Linked DNA regions of Homo sapiens: all the other regions are linked to region 1. Evidence: chromatin loops called from intact Hi-C (ENCODE). Cell type or tissue: PC-9. All regions are shown on one strand.

Region 1 (8,000 bases):
CTCTAGGACATTGATGATTTTGGAGACAGGTGGAGTGATTAGGGCAAAAGCCAGACTGGAGTGGCTGCAAAGGGAGGAAATGCAGAGGACACAGCAAGAGGTTGGTTACAGAGGAAGTCAGAGTGGGTGGCAGTTGCAGGAGGGGATTCTGGGATCAAGGAAATGTTTGTTAAGATGGGAGAGAACTGAGTAACTTGAAAGATTGTTGGAAAGGAGAGGAAGGGGTTGAAGATACAGAAGAAAGGAGGGATCCTTGACAATGTAAAGAGATGGGATGGGATCCAGTTGCTGGAGGAGGAACTGGGATCAGCTTGAAGGACTAGTCCTCTACTGCAACAGGAGGGAGACATGAGTGGTTGCATCCAAACATGGATAACTTTGTCTCTTTCGAGCTGAGAGGTTAAGAGACTTCTCATCTGATAACTTTCATATTCTTGGTGATGTCATCTCCTGGGATTGAGGGGAGAGTGCTGGGGAGGAGTCTCTAAGGGTGGGTAGTCAGAGGGCTGGAAATTTGAAGAGAGTTGGTGTGATCTACTATATTTGTTGGGGAGAGATGAAGAGTTGGGTGGCCAGAGAAGCACAATAGAATGTGAGGCTGGATGACAGCCCTGGAGGAAATGCTGGTCAAGAATTTAGAGTGGTGCTAAACTCTGGAGTGGTTTTCTGGCACTTAGTGAGGTTGTATTGTATTAATTATTTATTGCTGTATAGTAGGTTATCCCAAAACTTGTTAAAATTACAAATGTTTATTATCTCAGTTTTGGGTCAGGAATTTGGGCACAGCTTAGCTGGGTGCCTTTGCTTCAAAGTCTATCACAAGGTCAGAGTGCAGTCAGAGTGCCAGCCAGGGCTGGGGTCCCATCTGAAGGCTCAACCAGGGGAAGGTCCACTTCTAAGCTCACCCATGTTGTTATTGCTAGGATTAAGTTTCCCACAGGCTATTGGGCTGAGGCCTCAGCTCCTCTCCAACTTTTGACCTGAGGTCCCCTTGGGTTCCTTGCCTCATTGGCCTCTCTATAGAGCAGCTCACAACATGGGAGCTGGCTTTTCTCAGAGCAAAGAAGGGTGAGGGAGGGTGTGCAAGACGGAAGCCATGATTTCTTTTCAATCTAATCTCAGAATTGATATCCCATGGTTTTCGCCTTACTTACATGGCAGAAGCAAATCACCAGGCACAGTGACTCTCCAGAGGAGGGGATTATACAAGGACATGAATACCAAGTGGTGGGAATCACCAGGGGCTGTCTCAGGCTGCCTGCCATCCTGTGTGGAGAGTGGGCTGAGGTTGTGGTCAGGTTGTGAAGAACCATGTGTGCCAAATGGAGAGATTTGAGTTTCATCCCATAGACTCTTTGGAGTCATGTGTGATTTTTAAGGCATGAGGTGGGTAGAAACTTCACTCTGTGAGACTGTTTGGTGCTGTAAGAGGAATCAACCCACAGGAACACAGCAGTGATGTGCCCTGGCCAGGCACGTGGAATGCATGTCCCAGACATCCACAGGGCTTATTCTCTCACACCCTTCAGGTCTTTACTAAAATGCAATCTTCTCCATGGGACCTCCTCTGACCACCTGATCCAAAATTGCACTTCCCAGCCCCACCCAGCATCCCCTATCCTCTGCTTTATTTCTCCATTACCTATCCCTATCAGGCCCATTATAAATTTTGTCACTTACTTCTTTATTTTTTATTATTGCTCTAACATTTTTATTATTTGCTCATTTTTGAACAAACTATGACCATGAAGCTGTTATTTCACATCTGTGCAAAAATGCTGGCCCCAAGTGACAGCAATGTAAGCAATGTAATCCCTCCTAGAATGTAAGCTCCACAAAGGCAGGGATTTTGGATTGTTCTGTGCACGTCTGTATCCCAGCGCCTGAGCATTTAGTAGGTACTCTATGAAGATTTGCTGAATGAATTATTTAGTAAGTAAAGTATATCTTGTCTCTCCAAATGCCATCTCCTTGCAGGAGTGAATATGAAAGGACTGCACCCCGTGAAGTCTGTGGGTGCAGAGAAGCAAGAGGAGGTGGTGAGCAGGGTGCTCTGAAGGGATGAAAATATAAGAAAGATTCTGAATCCAGAGGAAGACCTTTAGAAAGGAAATCTTTCCTCATCTGATCCTGATGGGTTGCAGAATTAGCTAATGCTTTGGGAATGACTACAAATAGGACTTTCTAGTAAAATAAGAACAACTACAGATGTGGCAAACTCGATGAGACGGCGTGAGTGGTGTAAGTGTTACTACTGCAGGCTGATTGGGGAGGGGTTCACTGAGGCCTCTCCTGGGCGCCCCAGTGGGCAAACACCTAGCTTTTTTTATGACTAAACTGAACTTCCCCTAGCCTCCTTGCCTTAGACATGCAAAGCATGCTGCCAAGGGAGGAATCTGTGGCCCAAGATGATTTTGCCCAGTGTGCCAGGAGTAGCAGTCCAGCCTGATAAGGAGGCAGGTGGGGCTGGGCCTAGGGTAAGGCAAGCCAGGCACCTGGCTCATAGCATTTAAGGAGGCATTCACTCTGGGGATCATGACAGTGCAGGCTCAGTACTTGCAGGAACCTAAAAATGAAAGCCTCTTTAAATCATGTGCCCTGGGTACCTCATTCTTCATAGGATGCTCATTTTCAGGGCAGAAACCATTATGACTTTTGGGGGCCCTAGGCACTTTTGCCTTTGTAGATTCCTTCCTCTATCTAAAAAATACCTATACATACACACACAAAATTATATTTTAGAACTGCATTGATATAGAGACAAATAATTCAAGCTGGATTTGATTTCTTTTTTCTGATTATAAAATACCTTAAAACATTTTCATAGGCTCTAAAACTATCATGGGTCCTGGCACTGCTACTGCAGCTGGTAGACAAATTCACCATGGCAAGGGGTCACCCAAACCTGAGAGGGAGTCCTCCTGTTGTTTCCACACTAGGTGTTTCACTTGCCTCACCCTAGTCCCAACCCTGGGCACAGGAATCTCTAAGTTAGCAAACTTCATTGAGGGAATTCATTTCCTGCACTTTTCTGAGCTTCAAATTCTTTATGTTTAAAATGGTTATAATAAAGTAGGAGTTGTTTATCACCATATAAATAAGAAAATATAATAAAATTGGGCCAGGCACGGTGGCTCATGCCTATAATCCCAGCACTTTGGGAGGCCGAGGCGGGTGGATCATGAGGTCAGGAGATTGAGACCATCCTGGCTAACACGGTGAAACCCCATCTCTACTAAAAATACAAAAAATTAGCCGGGCATGGTGGCGGGCACCTGTAGTCCTAGCTACTTGGGAGGCTGAGGCTGGAGAATGGTGTGAACCCGGGAGGCAGAGCTTGCAGTGAGCCAAGATCGCACCACTGCACTCCAGCCTGGGCAACAGAGCGAGACTCTGTCTCAAAAAACAAAAAAAAAGAAAATATAATAAAATTACCACAAGATCCAGCAATTCCACTCATAGATATCTACTGAAAAGAATAAAAAGTAGAAACTCAGACAGATACCAGACACCAATGTGCACAGCAGCACTATTCACCACAGCCAAAAGGTGGAAATGACCCAAATGTCCATTGACAGACGAATAGACAAACACAATGTAATCTCTACATACAATGGAATATTATTCAGCCATAGGGAAGAATGAAATTCTGATACATGCCACAACATGAATAAGCCCAAACACATTACACTAAATGAAATGAACCGTACTCGAAAGTCCAAATATTGTATGATTTCACATATGTGAGTTACCTATGTTAGGCAAATTCAGAGAAACAGAAAGTAATTGAGCTTCTGTTTGGAATGATGCAAAAGTTCTGAAAATGGATAGGGGTGACAGTTGCACAAGTTGTGAATGTACTTAATGTCACCAAATTTTACACTTAAAAATAGTTAAAATGGTAAATTGTATGTATATTTTCCACAATAAAAAAAGAGAATGCCTTATCGGCATAAGCGCTTTATATAGGGTAAAAAGGCACACAGACGTAAGAAATCTTTATTGTCCCCATTGACAATTACCATATTGCTGTGGTGAATAAGTCTTCCAAAGTTCACAGACAGATTGGCAGGCATAAAACTGCTATGTAAACACAGCCTTCTCCAGCCCAGACTTGTTGCTCACCACCCACTATGGCCTGCAGATTTGATGACCAAGTTGATGAATGGACGATAGCCAAGATTCTTGAAGCTCTGGGTGGCACAGGGCGTACACTTCCTGGAAACCTGTCATTCCTTGCTGTCTGACAGCATTCTCTTTGGGGGCCAGAGATTATGGTTTTGGCCGAGACATCTAAGATAGTCCTGGTATTGGTAGCATAAGGAGTGACCCACGAGAGGCCAAGTTACCCACCAGGCCCTGACAGTGCACTTTGTACTGACGTTGGCCTGATCCAATTTCCTGGTTTGGAAAGAATGTTCTGATCTCTGAATAAACTGAAAGGGGAGCTTCATTTTGACCTGGGACAGGGACCTGTAGGTCTCAGTGTCTGAGCTACTTCTTTTTCCACTGAGCAAATCCTACTTTCAAAGATGAAGTCTTAAAAAACCACAGAAGAGGTGATGGGGTGGGGGGACCCCCGGGACCAAAGGGCCCTTTATAAACAAATTCACTCCAGGGTTTCTTCAGTAACAAGTCTGTCAGGCCGGGTGCGGTGGCTGACGCCTGTAATCCCAGCACTTTGGGAGGCCAAGGCAGGCGGATCACAAGGTCAGGAGATCGAGACCATCCTGGCTAACATGGTGAAACCCCGCCTCTACTAAAAATACAAAAAATTAGCCGGGTGAGGTGGCGCACGCCTGTAGTCCCAGCTACTCGGGAGGCTGATGCAGGAGAATGGCGTGAACCAGGGAGGCAGAGCTTGCAGTGAGCAGAGATCGCGCCATTGCCCTCCAGCCTGGGCAAGAGAGCGAGACTCCGTCTCAAAAAAAAAAAAAAAAAAAAAGTCTGTCTAGTGCTAGCTGAGTTTTGGGGATGCCCTGCCTCTCATGGGAGCCTATGGACTCCCTGGAATTTGTAAGCCTATGTTGGTATTTGCAGAGAGAAAATCCATAGTTTCCATCAGATTCTCAAAGGGAATCTTTGAGACCCCCAAACTGCTTTAAAACCACTGTTCCTGTGAATTTAAGATGTGATCATTCCTAGTTTTCAGGGGACATATAGATTGGCCAAACCAGATAATGAACCACACACATCTGGTGGCAGACAAGGTGCAGTGTTTCCGTGGGGCAGGGGTCGGGGGTTACCGCTGAACCCTCCTACCTCTTCTCCTAAATGAAGTGATTCATTTTTGAACAAACTATGACCATGAAGCTGTTGTTTCACATCTGTGCAAAAATGCTGGCCCCAAGTGACAGCAAAATCTCCTTGTTGACCATGACTCCTCCTCACTCAGCCAGATTTTGGTATGTGTGTGTAAATGACACACCCAAGTCAACAATTCAGAAAAGAGTCTGAAACAATTGCTCCTAGAAGAGACCCTCCAGGCCTTGCTGATCCCTTTAATAGCTCCTTGTGGTCTACTGTAAGCCCCCAAACAGAGTCTTGGTTGATCTGCAGAGTCTTTTGGCCAGGCTGGCAAGCAACAGGCAGATGGCAGCTCGCCGGTCCCTGCAAGGGAGGGTACGTGATGAGGAGAAGGGTCATAATGAATGGGTAATTTAAAGGCTCTGAAGAATGACTCAGACATTCCAATGGGGCTTTATTTTTTCCTTTTGTTGATGTGTGAAATGTAATTGTAGTCATTTTTTCCAGTGAGTTGATAAACAGTGATTATCCATGCAGCTTGTGAGCTGGGGTCATCGTGAACCAGTTCACATTTCAACATTTTTCTCTCCCTCACCCCCAACACCTGGGTTAACTGCTCCAAGCCTGAGGTTGGAGGTTTCTTGATCCCAGGAATTCTAGCAAAGGTGCAGGATGCAAAAGGTCAGAGGGGGCTGTCTGGGAAGGGTGGCCATAGGGAGAACTGGAAACCTGTGAGCTCTGGCTTGACCCTTTGCCTTACCCAACAGTCCTTTGTTACCTAGGATGAAGGTTAGGGCAGAGAAGTGATTTGTTTGGCATCAGAAAGATGGTCATCAAGAAAGGGAGAGAAGGCAATATCTGGTGAGCACCTTCTCACCACATACTGGTCCAGGTGCTGTGCTAATGAATGCTTTCCACAAGCGTCATTTCATGTCATGCTCAAAATAGCAGAGAAGGGGTAAACTTGAATACATACTCATACCTGATCTTTGCAATAATTCTCCTAATGAGTTATTGCCTCCTCCCCATTTACAGATGAGGAAACTGAAGCACAAAGAATTAAGTCACATGGTCAGATAGTGGGTGGTGGGGGAATTGAGATTTCAACCCAGATCTGTCTATTTCCAAAATCTGTTCTCTCACTACCACACAAGGCTGCCTCTCATCAGAGAGCTGACCTCGCTGGCCCTACTGGCCCTGTAAGGACAGCGATCTTGTATGCCTGGCTGTGCCAATGTGGTAGAGCCACGGGTAGTTCCTCGGCACCAGCTGCAGTGATGCAGGCTGCCACAGAGAACCTGCTCTACCCATCACCTTGGTGCTGGTTAACAGACCTGCAAGGGAATGACGATGGGCAAAACCGGCTTGGGAGCTGTGTGTTATTGATGTCTCTGTCCTCCTCTAGGTGAGGGGACAGGAGTGCAGCTCTTTAGATTGACATCACAATTGTATTCGAGTTCTCCAGAGAAACAGAACAAATTAGGCAATTTTATACACACACACACACACACACATACACGAGCAGATTACTATAAAAATTGGCTCATGTGGTTATGGAAGCCCAAAAGTCCCACAGTCTGCCATCTACAAGCTAGGGAAACAGGCGTAATTCAGCGGTGTATTTCAGCTCAAGCCTGAAGGCCTAAAACCCAGGAGGCTGAAGGTGTAGAGTCCAGGTGTGAGTCTGAAAGCCTGAGAACCAGGAGTACCAGTATCCGAGGGTTGGGGAAGCCTGATGTCCCAGCTCAGGCAGAGAGAGAGAATTAATCCTTCTTCCACCTTTTTGTTCCGTTTGGGCCCTCAGTGGATAGGATGATGTGATCTCCATTGGGGAAGGCATCAGTCCACCAATTCACCAATCCAAATGCTGATCTCTTCCAGAAATACCCTTGCAAACACACCCAGAAATAGTATTTTATCAACCACCTGGGCATTCCTTAGCCCGGTCGAGTTGATGCACAAAACTAACCATTGCAGCGATGCCAGAGCACAGCCTTCACTCTGCGGGGAAATTCTCTGTGGTGGCATTCGGCAATAGCAACCCAAAGACTACTGTGGGGACTCCCAGGACAGGATCCTATAGTCCAAATCTCACTGCTGGCATTGGATAAAGGACAAAGAAGTAAGCCAGGACTGGGGTGGTTCCGTAGGGGCTGTTTAAGGGTGTCCTAGCTGCACTGCTCTCTCGAATCCACTTAGTGAGAGCCCCTGACACAGTCTGGGTGTATGGCGATGAGGCCAGCCGAGGGTGGGAAAGTAACAGTGGTGAGAGATAGAAGGGCTTTGGGGAAGGAAGTCTTGGTGAAGATTGGACTGGGCGGGGCAAGGAATTAGGGAAAGCAGAAATGAAAAAGAGATCTGAGGTAGAGATTAGAAAAATGGGAGGATCTTTTTCAGTGTATATTAAAAACTAGGTGAAGTTTGGACCTCCAAACTAAAATGTGAATCAGATTCACAAGCTTAATAATCACAAATTTAAAGAGAGAGTCAGGTGAAGAGGAGCAGGTACCTTAGAAGAGCCTTGGAGCCTTGCAGCAAGAACTGCCACTAACACCAGGGGCCCTGAGCTACTGTTTCTCATCATTGAACAGGGGCTGTAACTCCTCAAAGCAGTTGATGACAACATTTTGCATGTAGAAGGCACATGATACATCATCATACCCTTTCTGGTAAGGGTGGGTAAATCTATAATTATTCGGGTGATGTGGAAACTGTACGTTTAAAAGACAAACTGAAAAATAAATCATTGCAAA
Region 2 (8,000 bases), 88 kb before region 1:
GATGGAGGTTTGCACTTCTGCTTGCAGCAGGGACCCTACCAACCCCTACTGTGGTCCAGGCACAAGGTTCCTGGTGTTTTCTCATATGTTCGTTGATGGTTCTAGTTTCTTCTGCACCTACTTACTCTCGCCACACTCTCTCTCTGTCTCTCTCTGTCACACACACACACACACACATGCACATATGCACACTAGCCCAAGCATGCCTTCTTACATGAGCAGAATCCTTGAGACACCCTCTATTTCCCACTCAAGATTCGTGTGCTGGGTGGGCCCCAGGTGCAGGAACTGGGACCCTGAGGCTGTAGAGGGCCTGTTCCCAGGGTCTTCCTCCATGACCCCTTTGGGCCCTCAGCTATGTCTCCTCCTGCTCCTGGCAGGGTTAGGTTGTCTGCCAGTGACTAAGTGGGGCTCAGAGGCCACCAGCCCTTGCTCAGCACTGGCGGCCTGACTCAGAGCAGTGTGTGGTCCCTGCTACATCCTGTTGTGAAGGATGCTGTTCCCTGTTTCAGAGGATCCTGCTCTAATCCCCCGACAGGCTAAGGAAGTCAGTAAAGGGAAACAGCCGTGGGGTTTATAGAAAAGCCCGCCCTGGCCTCCTTCCTGCGTGACGGCTTTCCTGGGCCTCTGTCAGCCCCAAGGAGCTGCGTGTGTTGTTGAGGAGCCATTCTGGTCAATACCGGAGATCAAAGGAAAGGTAATTTCAGCAGCACTAAAAATAGGCCCTGTGGTTATTTCAGAGCTGTTTTGCTAGCAGTGCAGGAGCAAATCTTGGATTTTGCTCAAACTTCCTGTCCATCCCACGGCCTCTTCCTCCGCTATGCTTACTCCTCAGTCTAGTGGTGTTCAGAGGTTTTTGACTATGTATGGCCCATGGTCATTTTCCGTTCCTACTTTGTCCACACATAGAAGCACACACACTGAGAAGTGCCATCAACCATGACTGGCTAGAACGATGTGCAATGCACTCTCTTTTCTATTCTATTTCTTTCTTTTTTTTTTTTTTTGTAAACTCCTTGTTATGATCCACTAAGTGAATTCAATGACCCACTGCTGGGTAGCACCCACAGTTTGAAAAAACATTAATCCATTTATTCTTCCTTTTTTCTTTGCTTTGATGCCATCACTACTCAGTTATGTGGCTTTGAGCCTTTATAGAGACTTTGCGTTTTTCATCCAAAGAAAGAGGTTGGTCAATAGTCTCTGTGTTAGGCTGTTTTCATATTGTTATAAAAGAATACCTGAGACTGGGTTATTTATAAAGAAAAGAGGTTTAATCGGTTCATGGTTCTGCAAGCTTTACAGGAAGCATGGTGCTGGCATCGGCTTGGCTTCCAGAAGCTTACAATCATGGTGGCAGGCAAAGGGGGAGTCGGCACATCACATGGCCAGAGCAGGAGCAAGAGAGAGAGAGGGAGGCACTGTACACTTTTAAACAGCCCCATCTCTAGAGAACTCACTCTGGTGCGAGGACAGCAGCAAGGGGATGGTGCGAAACCGTTCATGAGAAACCCCGCCCCATGATCCAACCACCTTCCACCAGGCCCCACCTCCGATACTGGGGATCACAGTTCACCATGACATTGGGCGGGGACGCACGTACAAGCTAGATCAATCTCTTTGACTCTCAGAAGTTGTGTGGTTCTGGCTCCTTCCTTTAAAAAGAATCACCTGTGGCATTTCCCAGGCCAGCCCAATCTGGGATTGAGAACAAAGGGGAGATTGTTGTCTTCCCTCTACTGGTCTGTCTTTAACATTGTGGTAGAAAGATGAGCTTTAGAGGTGGACGTATAAAACCCCAGCTCCCCACAGATTAGGGAGTTCCTTAACTTCTCAGTGCCTCGGTTTCCTTATGTGTACGGAGGATGACGCTATCTCATAGGGCTGCTGTGGGGGTTAAATATAACAAAGGCAGTGAAACCCTAACCACAATGTTTGGCATGCAGCAAGCGCTTAAATTATAGTGGCTGTTGCTGTTGCTGTAATTATTTAAATGAAAAGAAAAGTCACTCAAAGATTTGTCCAGTTTGAAAAGTCCTTGGTGGTCAAAATACCTGCCTAGTTGCCAACTCTTTCCTTCTTTTACCTCTTCAAAAAGCCATCTTTGCCAAGTGTGACAACCTCCAGTGCCACAGAAAGGCCAGGTAGGATCCCCTGGGCCAGCTGTCTCCACCTGGCTGGCCTGGTCCAGTGGGAATTAGCTAAACCTCTTTGGAACTCACTGGTATTTTCCACCTGTACAACCTCTGGAGGCAGTGAACAGCGCTTATTATAGAGCACTATGTAGCTTCTCCAACAGGATACCTCTTCCTGCACCGTTTCATTCTCTCATCTTGGCTGCCAAGTCAGGAAAAGTTTACCATTCCAGCTTTTCCTTCTCCTCTCTTCCTCTCCCCTGCCCTCTCCTCCCCTCTTCTCTTCCCCCTACTACTACTCTCCTCTCCTCCCGCTTCCCTCCCTTTCCTGCCCCTCCCCTCTTTTCCCCTCCTCTTTCCTCCCCATTTCCTCCTGCTCCTCTCTTCCCACTTCTCCTCCTCTTCTCCTCTCCCATTCATTTGGGGAGGATGTCCTCTTCCCTCTCAGACTTGCTAGACTTCTTTCTGGAGAAACTTTATCAACAGCACCTCCTTCATTTGGAGTGTTAGTTTTTTCAGAGAATTTCTGCTTTGGTTTTCCTTGGTTCCCACGGGGACCCTCTGGTTTGGTAGGGTAGGTAGGATGCTAATTTCACAGATGAGAAAAATGACTTGCTCGGGGTCACTCAGCTATTAGACGTCATAGGCTCGGGGCTTCTCCTGCTGGAGTCGATGGTTTTCCCTGCACACCTGATCTAGCTCACTGCAACCTCCGCCTCCTGGGTTCAAGCGATTCTCCTGCCTCAGCCTCCCGAGTAGCTGGGACTACAGGCATGTGCCACCATGCCTGGCTAATTTTTTTTTTTTTTTGTATTTTTAGTAAAGATGACATTTCACCATGTTGGCCAGGCTGCTCTTGAAGTCCTGACCTGGAGCGACCCACCCGCCTTGACCTCCCAAAGTGCTGGGATTACAGGTGTGAGCCGCTGCACCCACCTTACACCTGTTTATTTAATAAAGTCTTGAGGACAGCCCTTGACCTGAGAAAGGGCTTGTGGCAGCAATTAGACAAGGAACCAGGTAGCTGGGAGAGGGGACAATTGCAGATGATCAAACTTCACTCACAGGTGTAAATTATTTTTGTGGGCTATTACCAAAAATTACGTACAATAAGCATAGAAAAATTGTGACTCATTCTGATCTTCATTATAATTTCTAACCATTGCACTTGTTCATTTACTTATTTTTTTCTTTTTTCCTTACTAAAATATATGCTCCATCTGGGCAAGGGCTATGTTCGCTTTAGTCATCATTGTGTCCCCAACATCTAGCACAGTGTCTGGCACCATAAATATTTGCTGATTGAAAAAAATACTTGTTGGTTACATGACTCAATGTGCCACCTGTGGAGAGACTGGGCTGGTGACCTCTATCTCTATTTATGTGGCTTACTTAATGTATATGTTCTTTGACCTGGATGATATGGATGCCATGTCTTATGCACGCAAAGTGAATGGGAAAAGTGAAGTAATCATATGGGTAGTTCGAGCAGGATGGACCACCCACTCCAACCTCAATTACCTTATTTTAGGTGGAAGTAGTTTAAAACCCGAAGAAAAGGAATAATTACCTACTTTCTCCATTGCACTTTATTCTTGCAGTCCTAGCTGCAGAAGGATGTGGAAATCCTACCCTATTAAGAAAGCAAGACCTACAGCAGACACACAGCAGCCAGGCACGCGCTGTACCTGTAAACACATACACACACGTGCACACATGCAAGTATACATACGCAAGAGTGTGAAGGGGAATAGGAGTTTAAGAGAGTGACAGAAAGCGACATTGAGGAGGCTCATTTTCCATGAGGAGGAATCGTCCATGCCTGGCTTTCTGTAGCACCCAATTTCTTTTCCCTAAGTGTGCATTGCTGGAGCCAGGGAACTTGTTCCTTGACCTTGGCAAACCTGATTCAGCTCTGAGCTGGACCGTCATGGGCAGAAATGACTGGACTGGCAGACATAGTTCTAAAGAAGGTACATTCTTCAAATCTGGATTTAAAAAAAGAACAGAAAAAATCGCAGCCTAAGCCAAGAACTTTGGCTTTGTCATGTCAATAGTATTTAAAGATGTTATTTGGCTGAGCTGTGAGCTCTGCAAATGAAAAAAAACTTAGCCCTCTCTTCTCTCCCTTCTCTCCTCTCCCTGTTAGCTTCAGCTCTATCCCTGGCTCTCCACTGAAGCTTCACTCTTGCACAGAGCCTAAAGGCACCTTGTCTTGGGAAAATCACGTGTACATTTGATACCAACTTAGTCCACAGTCTGTTTTTCTTTCTGCTGTTTGCATCTGAGGAATTTGGAATGTCTCAGTCATCCACTGGTCTCCAGAGCAAAATGGCATTGGGGTGGGGGCAGAGTAGCTTCCTGTCATTTCAAGGAAGAGGAAATGGAGGCCCAAAGAAGGAAGGAAGGAAGAGAAGGAGACACCCAGTACTTCCCGAGTGTCTCCCACATGCTAAGCAACCACTAGCTAGTTGCTTTTGTGATGATATATTTGCGGTTCAGACAGCCCTGTGAGATGGGTACAATTGGTAGAAATATTTTCACTTCACAGATAAGAAAATTGAAGTAGAGAGGGGTTAAGTGATTTACTTAAGGCCACATGTTTAGTAAGTGGCCAGATCTTTTGGATTCCAAAGCTCATGTCCCTTCAACCGTGTAAAGGGAAGTGTTTTGTTCCGAGTTGGTGAGTCACTTGAGGTACATAGCGACCTGTCTTCCCCCTTCATTTGTTCTTGCTTCTGAGCTTTTGCTGACAATGTTCCCTCAGTCTTCTGTCAACATTCTAACCAGCTCTCAGGCCTGGTTCATCTCTTCCTCCTTTGTGAAGCTTTCCTCGAATCCCCAGGCCAGAATCTGTCGCCTCCCTCTGTGTCCTCGTGGCGTGTCTGTTGGTTAACACCTGCACGTTTGTCAGGAGCTGACCTGTGGTATGGTGGCTAGGGGGTGTGGGTGACACTTACCAACGTGGGGGCATTTGGTTCAGCCTGCCACCAGCTTGAGAAGGCACAGAGTGGAGATGAGGCACCGGGGCACAGGGTAAAGGAGAATCTTCTTTACTCCGCTGCTTGCCAGGACATGCCAAACCCAGAGGCTTCAAACCCTGCCTTCCCCTGGATTTGGCTAACCTGAATCCAGCCCACATTACACTCAGATTCCAGGAGAAGGCTTCCTTTATCCTGTTGGGAAGTCAGTGGCGCAGGAAGCATTGGGGGTGGGGGGTGTGGAGCAGGAAATAAGCTTTGAGCTCCCCCAAAGCAGGGTGTAGGTCTGTATCAGAAGTGGTTGTGGGGTGAATGAATAAATAACTCAATGATTCAGTGTTGCTACTCTCAGGAAGCCACCATGCTTGGTCCTGGGTTGAGAGAGCCATGGGGAGAAGACCCTGTAAATGTTACTCCCTGACTCCCCCTGGTTTCAGCCCAGGCATCACTGTGTGACTCAGGCACTGGCAGGTCTTCCAGGACCTTCCTGGGCTGAGTTCAGCTTTTTATTCACTCTGGGCTGTATCTGGGGGTACAGGAAAGCTAAGGCCCTTGTACCCCTGCCTCCTGGCTTGCCCTAGGATGATTCCATATCCTCCTCTTTTCTGCTGCATTCTCCCTGGCGCAATTCTCTAACTTGCTACTAGGATAATATAGAGAGACCAGACAAGCAAGTAGACCTGGGTCTTAGTCCTTCTCTCAACCTGGGTGAGGCCTAACAGCCACAGCAAAGATGTGCCTAAGCTTGGAACCCATGGCTATCCTCAACTATCAGCTAGTCTAATTTGAACCCAGGTAACAAAATGTGAGTGTATGTGATTGTGCATATGTGTGAGTGTATGCCTGTGTGCATCTACACGGGTGATTTCTCAGGCTCGGGGTATCTAGAGACACCTGGTTGTACTTGGACAGACTTGAAGTGCCCTTCATTTTACACATAGGGAAACAGTTTATTTCAGTTCATAGAAGTTGACATCTCCACCTGATACATGGGACATCAAAAATATATGTGTGGCAAACCCCATGGTTGCCGAGGAAGGGGGAGGGTCCCTGCTCATCTGCTCTCCTCCCCTCCACCCATGAGCCCCTCTTCCACCATCCTGTGTTCTAGGCCCCTTCCTCTCCTCGTAGCCTTTATGAGGAACAAACAAACAAAAAAACTCCAGATGGGCCGGGCGCGGTGGCTCATGCCTGTAATCGCAGCACTTTGGGAGGCTGAGGAGGGTGGATCAGCTGAGGTCAGGAGCTCGAGGCCATCCTGGCCAACATGGCGAAACCCTGTCTCTATTAAAAACAGAAAAATTAGCCAGGCATGGTGGCGGGCACCTGTAATCCCAGCTACTCAGGAAGCTGAGGCAGGAGAATCACTTGAACCCGGGAAGTACAGGTTGCAGTGAGCTGAAATTGCACCACTGCACTCCAGCCTGGGGGACAGAGCGAGACTCTGTCTCAAACAACAACAACAACAACAAACCCAGATTATATCATTGAGGATGCAAAGATGCTTTCATTATCTGGAGTCCCCATCTGTCCTTTCCTCCCCTGGCCAGCTCATGGCCCCGCCTTTCCCCGCAGGCCCACGCCTTACTGAACAACTCTGTGCACTTTGTATTTTTCCCCACAAAGCCTTGCAACAACCTTGTGAGGAGGGTATTATTACCCCCGCTTTACAGGTGAGAAGACTGCGGCTCAGAGAAGCCGAATGACTTGTCCACAGCTCTCAGCTGGCCCATAGCAGGAATGGGGTTGGACCTCAGCCTTCCTGCCTCCAAGCGTGTGCTCTGAACTGGCAGGCTGGAGGCTGTTCTGGGGAGGACGCACTGTGTCCCATGACTCTCCAGTCTCCTCGGAGCTGCTGAGCTTCCTGGCAGGAAGCCCATGGCTGCTTCTCTCCCTCTGCCCTCTGTCCACACTCCACAAGCACTCAGCTTCAGCTGATAACCACGGCAGGCGCTTGTGAGAGGGCTCTGACACCACAGGAGCCCTCTGAGGGGCCAGTCTATGGGGGGTGGTGCAGAATCCAGAGCCCCCATCCTCCTGCACCACGGGCACCAGCTTCCATACAAGTGGCCCTGGAGTCCTGACTCCCAGCTGTCAGCACCAGCAATCCTTCTCAGGAGCTAAGCCTTGGCACTTCCCAGGTCTGTAACAGGCCAGATTTCTCTTCCAGAGAAACTTCATCTGTGTCTGAGCCCAGGGCCTTGTTGCCTGGCTAGTGTCTTCATAGCTCAGATTCCTGTAACTATGAAGGGGTTGGTCCTTCCAGCTGCGTTCCATGAGAGAGGTGATGCCTTTTCCATTACATGCCAGGCCCTTGAGTCCTTTTGGCCATTAAAGGACTAGAAGAAGTCCAAAAACTTCTGGTAGTCTCTGAACCAACCCAGGTACTTCAGGTGTCTCCTGAAATGAAGCAGCTTTCCGTCCCAGGCAAAGGTCTGGGTGGGGTCAAAACCTGGGGACAAGGGTCTGGAGCTGGATGGAAAGAAAATAAGGGAATGTCAACAGCAAATGTAGCAGGACCTGGGGAACTGCCCCCAAAGAATCCAGGGGTGTCTGCAACCTACACATATAGGGAGTAACATTTTAAGCAGAGTTACTCTCTAAATTCAGCAAACAAGGAAAGATCACGTATGATCAGACTCACCCTTGACTCTTCCTTCAGAAGGTACCATGTTGAAGACTCTGACAAATTGGCGTTTCCATCAGCTTGGGAACAGATGCTGTGATTTTGGGTGCACATGCAATGGAGTGATTGTCTTACATTTAGGGACCATGTTGTGTGGAAGTGTGTATCACTAAGCACTAGACTCATATTCACACATATTGGGGCCAGGGCTGACTCAGGCAGATGGCTGGCTTCTGGCTCCTGGGGCATATGTTCACT
Region 3 (8,000 bases), 67 kb after region 1:
GATAAAACCATGCATTAAATGCTGAAAGCCACAGGCTATGAAAAGTTTGAGACTAATACTATTATGAAGAATTATAATTTGGAGGCCTACTAAAATTGATACAATTCTGAAAAAATACAAAATTCCAAGACTGGAACAGAATAAATAACAAACTGTTTTGTCAAGTATTCAATTAAGAATTACAATATAATCAAAAACCTTTCTGAAAAGCCCTAGGCTCAGATGGTTTTACAGATAAGCTCTACCCACTTTTAAGGATGAGATAGGGCTGGGTGTGGTAGCTCACACCTGTAATCCCAGCACTTTGGAAGGCCAAGGTGGGTGGATCACAAGATCAGGAGTTCAAGACCAGCCTGGCCAACATAGTGAAACCCTGTCTCTACTAAAAATACAAAAATTAGCCGGGTGTAGTGGCCCATGCCTGTAATCCCAGCTACTCAGGAGGCTGAGGCAGGAGAATCACTTGAACCCCGCAGGCGGAGGTTGCAACGAGCTGAGATTATGTCGTTGCACTCCAGCCTGGGTGACAGAGTGAGACTCTTCTCAGAAAAAAAAAAAAAAAAAAAAAAAAAAAAAAGATAGATAATCTCTTGACATACATAAATTACCCCAGCAAATAGAAATGAGTTCCTCCTTTGCTATAAGACTGCTCTAATCTTTATTACAAAGTCAGAGGAGGATGGCAGAAACACACACACACAAAACTATAAGGCTATTTCATATTTGAAAATTCAGAATAAAATATGTTGATGGTATCCAATAGTGTATTTATTTATTTATAGCCTAATGTATTTTAATAACAAACATACAGGAATTGCACAGAAGACAGACAACATTAAAAATATGTATCTGTGGCTGAGTGCGAGGCTCACGCCTGTAATCCCAGCTACTCGTGAGGCTGAGGCAGGAGAATCACTTGAACCCGGGAGTTAGAAGTTGCAGATCACGCCATTGCACTCCAGCCTGGGCAACAACAGCAAAACTCTGTCTCAAAAAAAAAAAAAAAAAAAAGTACTTGCATGTAGGGCTCAGAAAAGTATAGTGAGTGCGTGGAATCTACTGTATGGTAAAAATGCTGCAAATACCATTTAGTCAATAAGACATTTATTTGTTATAAAAAATATTCAAGTGCTGACATTGTCCAGAAAAATTTAACAGGTTTATTTATAATTGTTATAAAGGTGAACTGCTAAAACGTATTCACTGAAACATTCTTTCTTGAATGCTTTATGTGCCCACATTTATATTAAAAATTCACATGAAAATGGAAAAGCTGCTGCTGTGGTTTGGATATGGCTTGTTTGTCCCCACCTGATGATATGCTGAATTTTTTTTTTTTTTTGACACGGAGTCTCGCTCTGTCGCCCAGGCTGGAGTGCAGTGGCACGATCTTGGCTCACTGCAACCTCTGCCTCCCCGGTTCACGCCATTTTCCTGCCTCAGCCTCCCAAGCAGCTGGGACTATAGGTGCCTGCCACCACGCCCGGCTAATTTTTTGTATTTTTAGTAGAGACGGAGTTTCACCATGTTAGCCAGGATGGTCTCGATCTCCTGACCTCGTGATCCGCCCACCTCGGCCTCCCAAAGTGCTGGGATTACAGGCGTGAGCCACCACGCCTGGCCATGTTTAAATTTAATTTCCAGTGTGGCCATGTTAGGAGGTGGCGCTTAGTGGGAGGTGTTTGGATCCTGGGGGCAGATGCCTCATGTATAGATTAATCCCCTCCCTGGGCATGGGGGTGCGGTGGGGATGAGTGACTTCTCACCTTATTAGTTTCTGCGGAGCTGGTTGTTAGATCCAGGTCCCCACAAACTCTTGTTTCCTCTCACCTTGTCATCTCTGCACATGCTGGCTCCCCTTGCCTTCCACCATACACGGAAGCCGCAGGACGCCCTCACCAGATGCCCCGTCTTGAACTTTCCAGCCATCAGAATAGTGAGCCAATTAAACCTTTTTTCTTTATAAATTACCCGGCCCCAGGCATTCCTTTATAGCAGCCCAACATGGACTAAGACAATTGCCAATACCTGATGTTTCTGTCCTATTTTTCCACATGCAATCATATATTTAGGTACCTTTTGATCCCTTGGGGGGGAAAATCTAATGGTCAGAACTACCAATAACAGAAAGAAGATTTTTTTTTTTTTTGAGAATGAAATGTTCCCCATCATAACAGATTCTTAAGCATGCCCTCCATATATCTGGAGTGCGGGCTGGATATATTTTGGCATAATTGTTACATGTTTGGCACCACTAGCACACAGGTTGGTGTCTTCAAAAAGGCCAAGCAGATAGGCCTCACTTCCCGCAAAACACCAATAGCTGTGTTCTGGAAGCACGATCTGTTTTGAAGTTCTGAGCAGTTTCTCGCACCAGACTCTGGAAGGAGAGTTTGCGAATCTGAAGCTCAGTGAACTTCTGAAAATGTCCAAGTTTGTGCATTGCCACAGTGGCAGGCCTGAAAGCACCCCTCCGGGATAGTCCTAGAGGTTTGGCCAAAGCAATAAAACTAGAAAAATAAAGAAGGACCATAAAGGTAGATGGATATTTCAGGGTTATGCTAAGAATCAGAGTAGGCCAGGTACAGTGGCTCACACCTGTAATCCCAGTACTTTGGAGGCCAAGGCAGGATTGTTTGAGCCCAGGAGTTTGAGACCAGCCTGGGAAACATACTGAGACCCTGTCTCTACAAAAAAATTTTAAAAATTAGCCAGGCATAGTGGCACATGCTTGTAGTCCCAGCTACTCAGGAGGCTGAAGTAGGAGGATTGCTTGAGCGTGGGAGATCGAGGCTGCAGTGAGCTGTGACTGTGCCACCGCACTCTAGCCTGACAGAGTGAGACTTCGTCTCAAAAATAAATAAGATCCAGAAATAACTAAGCCATTTTTAATAGAAAGAGAGAGAGAGGAAGAAGAAGAGAGGAGAGGAGAAGAGAGGAGAGGAGAGGAGAGAAGAGGGACAGGGCGGGGCAGAGCGGAGAGGAGAGGAGAAGAGAGGAGAAGAGAGGAGAGGAGAGGAGAGGAGAGGAGAGGAGAGGAGAGGAGAGAGACAGGTGACCTTACCACAAAGCCATGGTAGTAAAGGATGTGGTATTGGTACAGAAACAAGCAAATCATACAGAACAAACTAAAGAGCTCAAAAATATAAAACCCATTTTTCAATATGAAAACTTGACTTATGATAGAGGTAGCACCCCAAAACAGTAAGAAAAACATGAACTTGGGGACTGGTGGTGGGCTCTAACTAGCTCACTCTATGGAGAAAAATAAAGCTGTATCTCAACTTTATTATATCATAGTCAACTTTATATCATATTCTAAACTCCAGATGGAAATGTGGAATATCTTTGTGAACTCAGGGTGGGAAAACACAAGCCATATTTCTCTTTAGTGAAATTTACAGATAGCTGAGTGACAGTTGGGGAGAATATATTTGCAAACAACAAGAGATGTACACCTAGATTATACAGAGAGCTCTTGCAAACCAACGGGAAAAAGAGAACAATATGTGGGGGAATGGGAACACAAACTGGAAATGATAGGAAAATGAAATAAAACAAGAGAAGGCCTTTGCACAGCTTGACAATGGCAATGTACTGTAAATTGAGAAGGGAAACAGATGCAGAGAAAGGGTCATGGGCTGGAAAATAGCAGATTGACTCCTGGAGTCTTGGATTGCTGATATTCCAATCTTGTGCATGTTCCAGAGTTTTCTTGCTGCCTCTGGGTCCTGGAGGCATCCTCCTGGGGGAAGCCTCTTCTTCAGATGCACCCTGCTGTTGATACATCCTGCCTGAAAGGAGCCTTTGCAGCAGTCCTCACTGGCTCCCTTCTGCTTTCTTAGGCTTTGCTCTCAATGGTTTTCCTGCACTAACTTCCAGACCTCTACGGGCTTGGAAAGGATGTAAGCGGCTAGAATGGCAGGCTTCTGCTCCCTGCTGGCCACTCATGAGCATTACCCTGACAGCTAATCCAGCCATCAAATTCCACCAAATCTGTTTCTTCTTTGAGATCATTTTCTTTCCTGAAGATACATATTCTAAGGATTTTTTTCAGCTCTTACTGTATCTGAACAAAATAAAAATTATGATATTATACTATAAACATCAGACTACAAATCAAGAAACCTGGACTTGAAGCACGTGTCTTTTGTGGGATATTGGGCAAATCTTTCAGCTTCTTTATGCATATTTCCTTATTTGTAAAGTACGTATAATATAATTCTACACATTTTTGAGGGATAGGGTGTATTTGAGAGTGTCACAGAGCTGCGACTGAGGAAATTCCCAGTTAATATTCATTGATATTCATGGCTTTGCAGCGTTGCCACTGTCATTATTCCTCTGCTTATAGGAGACCTGAATTCAGTTCACATATTTCAAAGAACTGTAGAATTGAAAGGTACTTAAAGGCAGTCACAAAGTGGTTTTAAGAGGTTCCTTATAAGGCACATTAAAAGTAGCCAACACCCTTTCCATTGCTTAAATACTCCTGCCCCAAAACCTTACAAAAGGCCTCTGGTGGGAAATTCATTATCTCAAAAAGCAGCCCATTCCCTCATTGGTCAGCTGTGCCTGGGAGCAAGCTCCCTCTCCCTAGTAGGAGAGAACTCCACTTGACAACACCTGCTGAGCCCCAGAATTGAGGTGAAGGGGCAGGTTTGGGTCATATGCTATTTTCTGCCAAAATTCACTGGCTTTACTCATCCGTGGATTCATTTGGACTGGGGACTGCATGATTTTGCATTTATTAAAATATCTCATTCATGAATTCCCCAACACTGGAGTTTCTCTGGGAGAAACAGTCTCCTACCTTACCATGCAGGTGTTCTTGCACACCCTCTTGGCCACTCATGCTCAGTATGAAGTCCCGCCCAGCTGATTGACACCTGCAAGGTAATTGGGGGGCAAGTAAGCCAGGCTGGCATAAAGATTTAGTGAAGGGACCAGCGTAGTGGCTCACACCTGTAATCCCAGCACTTTGGGAGGCCGAGGCGGGCAGGTTGCTTGAGGTCAGGAGTTCAAGACCGGCCTGGCCCACGTGGCGAAACCCCATCTCTACTAAAAATACAAAAATTAGCCGGGTGTGATAGCAGGTGCCTGTAATCCCAGCCTCTTGGGAGGCTGAGGCAGGAGAATTGCTTCAACCCGGGAGCCAGAGGTTGCAGTGAGCCAAGATCACACCACTGCACTGCAGCCTGGGTGACAGAGCAAAACCTTGTTTCAAATAAGTAAATAAATAAATAAATAAATAAATAAATAAATAAATAAATAAATATATAAGTGAAGGGACCAGCTGAGGGCATCTGGCAGGAAGAGCACAAAAAGCAGGCAGCTGGAGTGCATGCAGACAGGGAGGAGGAGGCTGACTTTAGCTACCTGACACTTTTGGTGGAGGAGCTGCTGAAAATCATTTCACAATTTAGCCTTTGCCACTTGAGGGCCAGGTTTTGCATTCCTACATTAAGAAATCGCCCAGCCTGGAAGGCTCCATCTCTCAGCTGCTCACGGCCCTGCCCATTCTCTCCAGAGCTCAAATCTGAGAGCTGAGGTTCTGCCCTGCACTCATTGTGTTCCTGTTTAATCCACGTTCTGTACCCTCTGGAGGAAGTGAGAGGAAGAGCAATGATGGGGGAGATATGGGCAGGTTCCCCCACTCCCTCCTCTCCTTTTATTTGTATTTATAGAGGCAACATTTCCCTGTTTCACTATTTGTGGGGCCTCTAGATAGAATTAATTCTGCTTTTTAAAATCTCCCCTGCTAGACTGTGCATACCCTGAAGGCAGAAGCTGCGGCTGATCTGCTCATATCTCAGGAGCCCACATAGTGCCTGGTATATGACAAGCACTCAAAAATGCGTGTGGAATTTAAATGTATAGCGAGGCATCGGAATGGTTTCAAGTTAGCAATTTGACATCATTTAGTCTAGTGGTATTGAAACCTGAGTGTACATTAGAATCATTTTCAGAGCTTTTAAAAAATATTAGTGCCTGAGTCCCTCCTCAGGCCAATTAGGTCTGAATCCCTGAGAGTCACTTTTTGATGGTTAAAGACCCAGAAAGGGCTCATCGCTTATGGCATGATGCAGTGAATCATTTTAGAAAATGGACATTGCTTTCTAATACACAATATTTATCCATCTTATTATGTTTGAGTTATCATAGAATGCATTTTAAGTTGTGTTCACATGAGCAAAACACATAGAAAAATTTTTATAAAAGTAACTGGGAGGTGGGAGGCCGGGTGTGGTGGCTTACATCTGTAATCCCAGCATTTTGGGAGGCTGAGGAGGGTGGATCACTTGAGGTCAGGAGTTCGAGACGAACCTGGCCAATGTGGCAAAACCCCATCTCTACTAAAAAATACAAAAATTAGCCTGACATGGTGGCACACGCCTGTAGTCCCAGCTCCTTAGGAGGTTGAGGCAGGAGAATCACTTGAATCCAGGAGGTTGCAGTGAGCCAAGATAACATTACTACACTATAGCCTGGGTGACAGAATGAAACTCTGACTCAAAAAAAAAAAAAAAAAAGCAACTGGGACCTATGGAAAGAAAAAGGTAATTTTCACTGGGTATACAGAGGCTTGCCCATTCATGGGATGGCAAAAGGTTCAGCATAAGATCATAATAGTTGAGCCAAATGCTATTTAAAAGAAATGAATAAGTCAAAGGGGATAGAATGGGGTGAGAGAAGAAAGCCCCCCCAACACTGCCACCAACTCCCCACCCCTCACCTGAGTGTCCTCTTGTGATCCCTTCTTTGGAAATCTATATATATCTGAAAGTTCTTCTGTTTAAATGATCAAAAGTGATAAAAATCTAAATGTGGGTTTTAATTTGATTAAAGTGTCTGCTGAGAGATTCTCGCTTGGCTGGCTTCTTGCCTGTTAAGACTCAACTGCATGAAGATAGCAGGGAGCATTTACAGATTGCAGGATTCAGGACTGGGGCAAGGTGGAGGTGAGGAAGAAACTCAGCACCTGTTCCTCTAAGCATGGTTCTGGGCTGGCAGCATGGACCTTGCCTGGGAGTGCATTAGACCTATTGAATCTGAATTTGCATTGTATTAATAACAAGACTCCTGAATGATTTACAGACACACTAAAGGTTAACATTACTGCCTTAAAGAGTGCCCACCCCAGCCTCTGCCTGGTCATTGCCATGAGCTTTCCATAGAGAGGGCTAGAGCTTTTCTTTTGCATTCCAGTAGCCAGTATGTAGCTCTTCCAATATTTTCAAAACCTTTCTGAGCCCTTTCTGACCTTTTCTCTTTATAGGGAAAAGAAAAAAAATTAAAAAGAAATGAAATAGCTGTCATCACTGATTTGAGGCCCCCAAGGGAGAGAGGAAGAGATCAAAAGTCAACATCTGTGATTCTGCAAATAGAAAATGAAATGATTCCCAGGCAGCCTGGGAAGCAGCTCTAGGTTGCTGGGCTGGTCCTCCATGGTCCCATTAGAGGTGACTGTGCTCAATCCAGAGCCTTTAAAGGGAACCCCATGGCTGATGGGCATGGGGAGGCAGGAGTGCCCAGCCCTACTCCCAGGGAAAAGCAACATGTGCCTGGCAAGGCCTGGGACCAGAGGAGTAAGGCTCATGGAACCCTTCTGCTCGCTGGAGACCTTTACGAAGGAACAGAGCAGGATGAAATATCACCTGGATGTAGGGCACTTTGCACAGGTAAAATTCCAGTTACCTTCCCACTCCCTGTCTCTGAGATGGAGACTTGTCCTTCTTCCATCTGGGGACTGAGTCCACCTGGGATGCACACAATAGTTCAGAGCCCTGAGCCTTCTTGCTGTGTTACTGGCAAGTTGTTTTTCAGAGAGAAAAGCTAGAGTGTGGCAGAGAAATCAAGCAGCCAGTGTGGTGGGCATGATGGAGGAGTGGGGGATTCGTTCCAGAGACGGAGGTCTCCCACAAACCCCTGTATCCTCAACCTCACTGGGTTTTCCCGTCAGGGCTCCCAGAAGAGGCAACAGAAGCAAAAGGGGTGGA

Evidence for each region. Peaks named below come from ENCODE experiments on the same cell type or tissue, not always from the same donor. Only the 100,000 strongest peaks of a DNase experiment are listed, where the experiment ranks them.
Region 2: it touches region 1 in a loop (13-fold over the local background); 3 of 110 quality-filtered maps call a loop at or near these places.
Region 3: it touches region 1 in a loop (4-fold over the local background); 6 of 110 quality-filtered maps call a loop at or near these places.

Annotation. Positions count from the first base shown.
Region 1 is chr2:30,271,062-30,279,061 of GRCh38, reverse strand. No RefSeq gene overlaps it. Among named protein-coding and RNA genes, the nearest start is that of LBH, 44 kb to the right of the region's middle. In PC-9, no CTCF peak of the experiment used is centred here; DNase peaks (open chromatin) are centred at 4,151, 5,391, 5,701 and 6,101; H3K4me3 peaks cover 1,414 bases; H3K27ac peaks cover 3,077 bases.
Region 2 is chr2:30,359,056-30,367,055 of GRCh38, reverse strand. No RefSeq gene overlaps it. Among named protein-coding and RNA genes, the nearest start is that of LINC01936, 16 kb to the right of the region's middle. In PC-9, no CTCF peak of the experiment used is centred here; DNase peaks (open chromatin) are centred at 3,435, 4,415 and 4,815; H3K27ac peaks cover 2,021 bases.
Region 3 is chr2:30,204,492-30,212,491 of GRCh38, reverse strand. It overlaps the pseudogene H3P5. Among named protein-coding and RNA genes, the nearest start is that of SNORA10B, 21 kb to the right of the region's middle. RefSeq lists a silencer at 3,660-3,884. In PC-9, CTCF peaks have their summits at 3,728 and 3,930 (motif pointing left); a DNase peak (open chromatin) is centred at 3,921.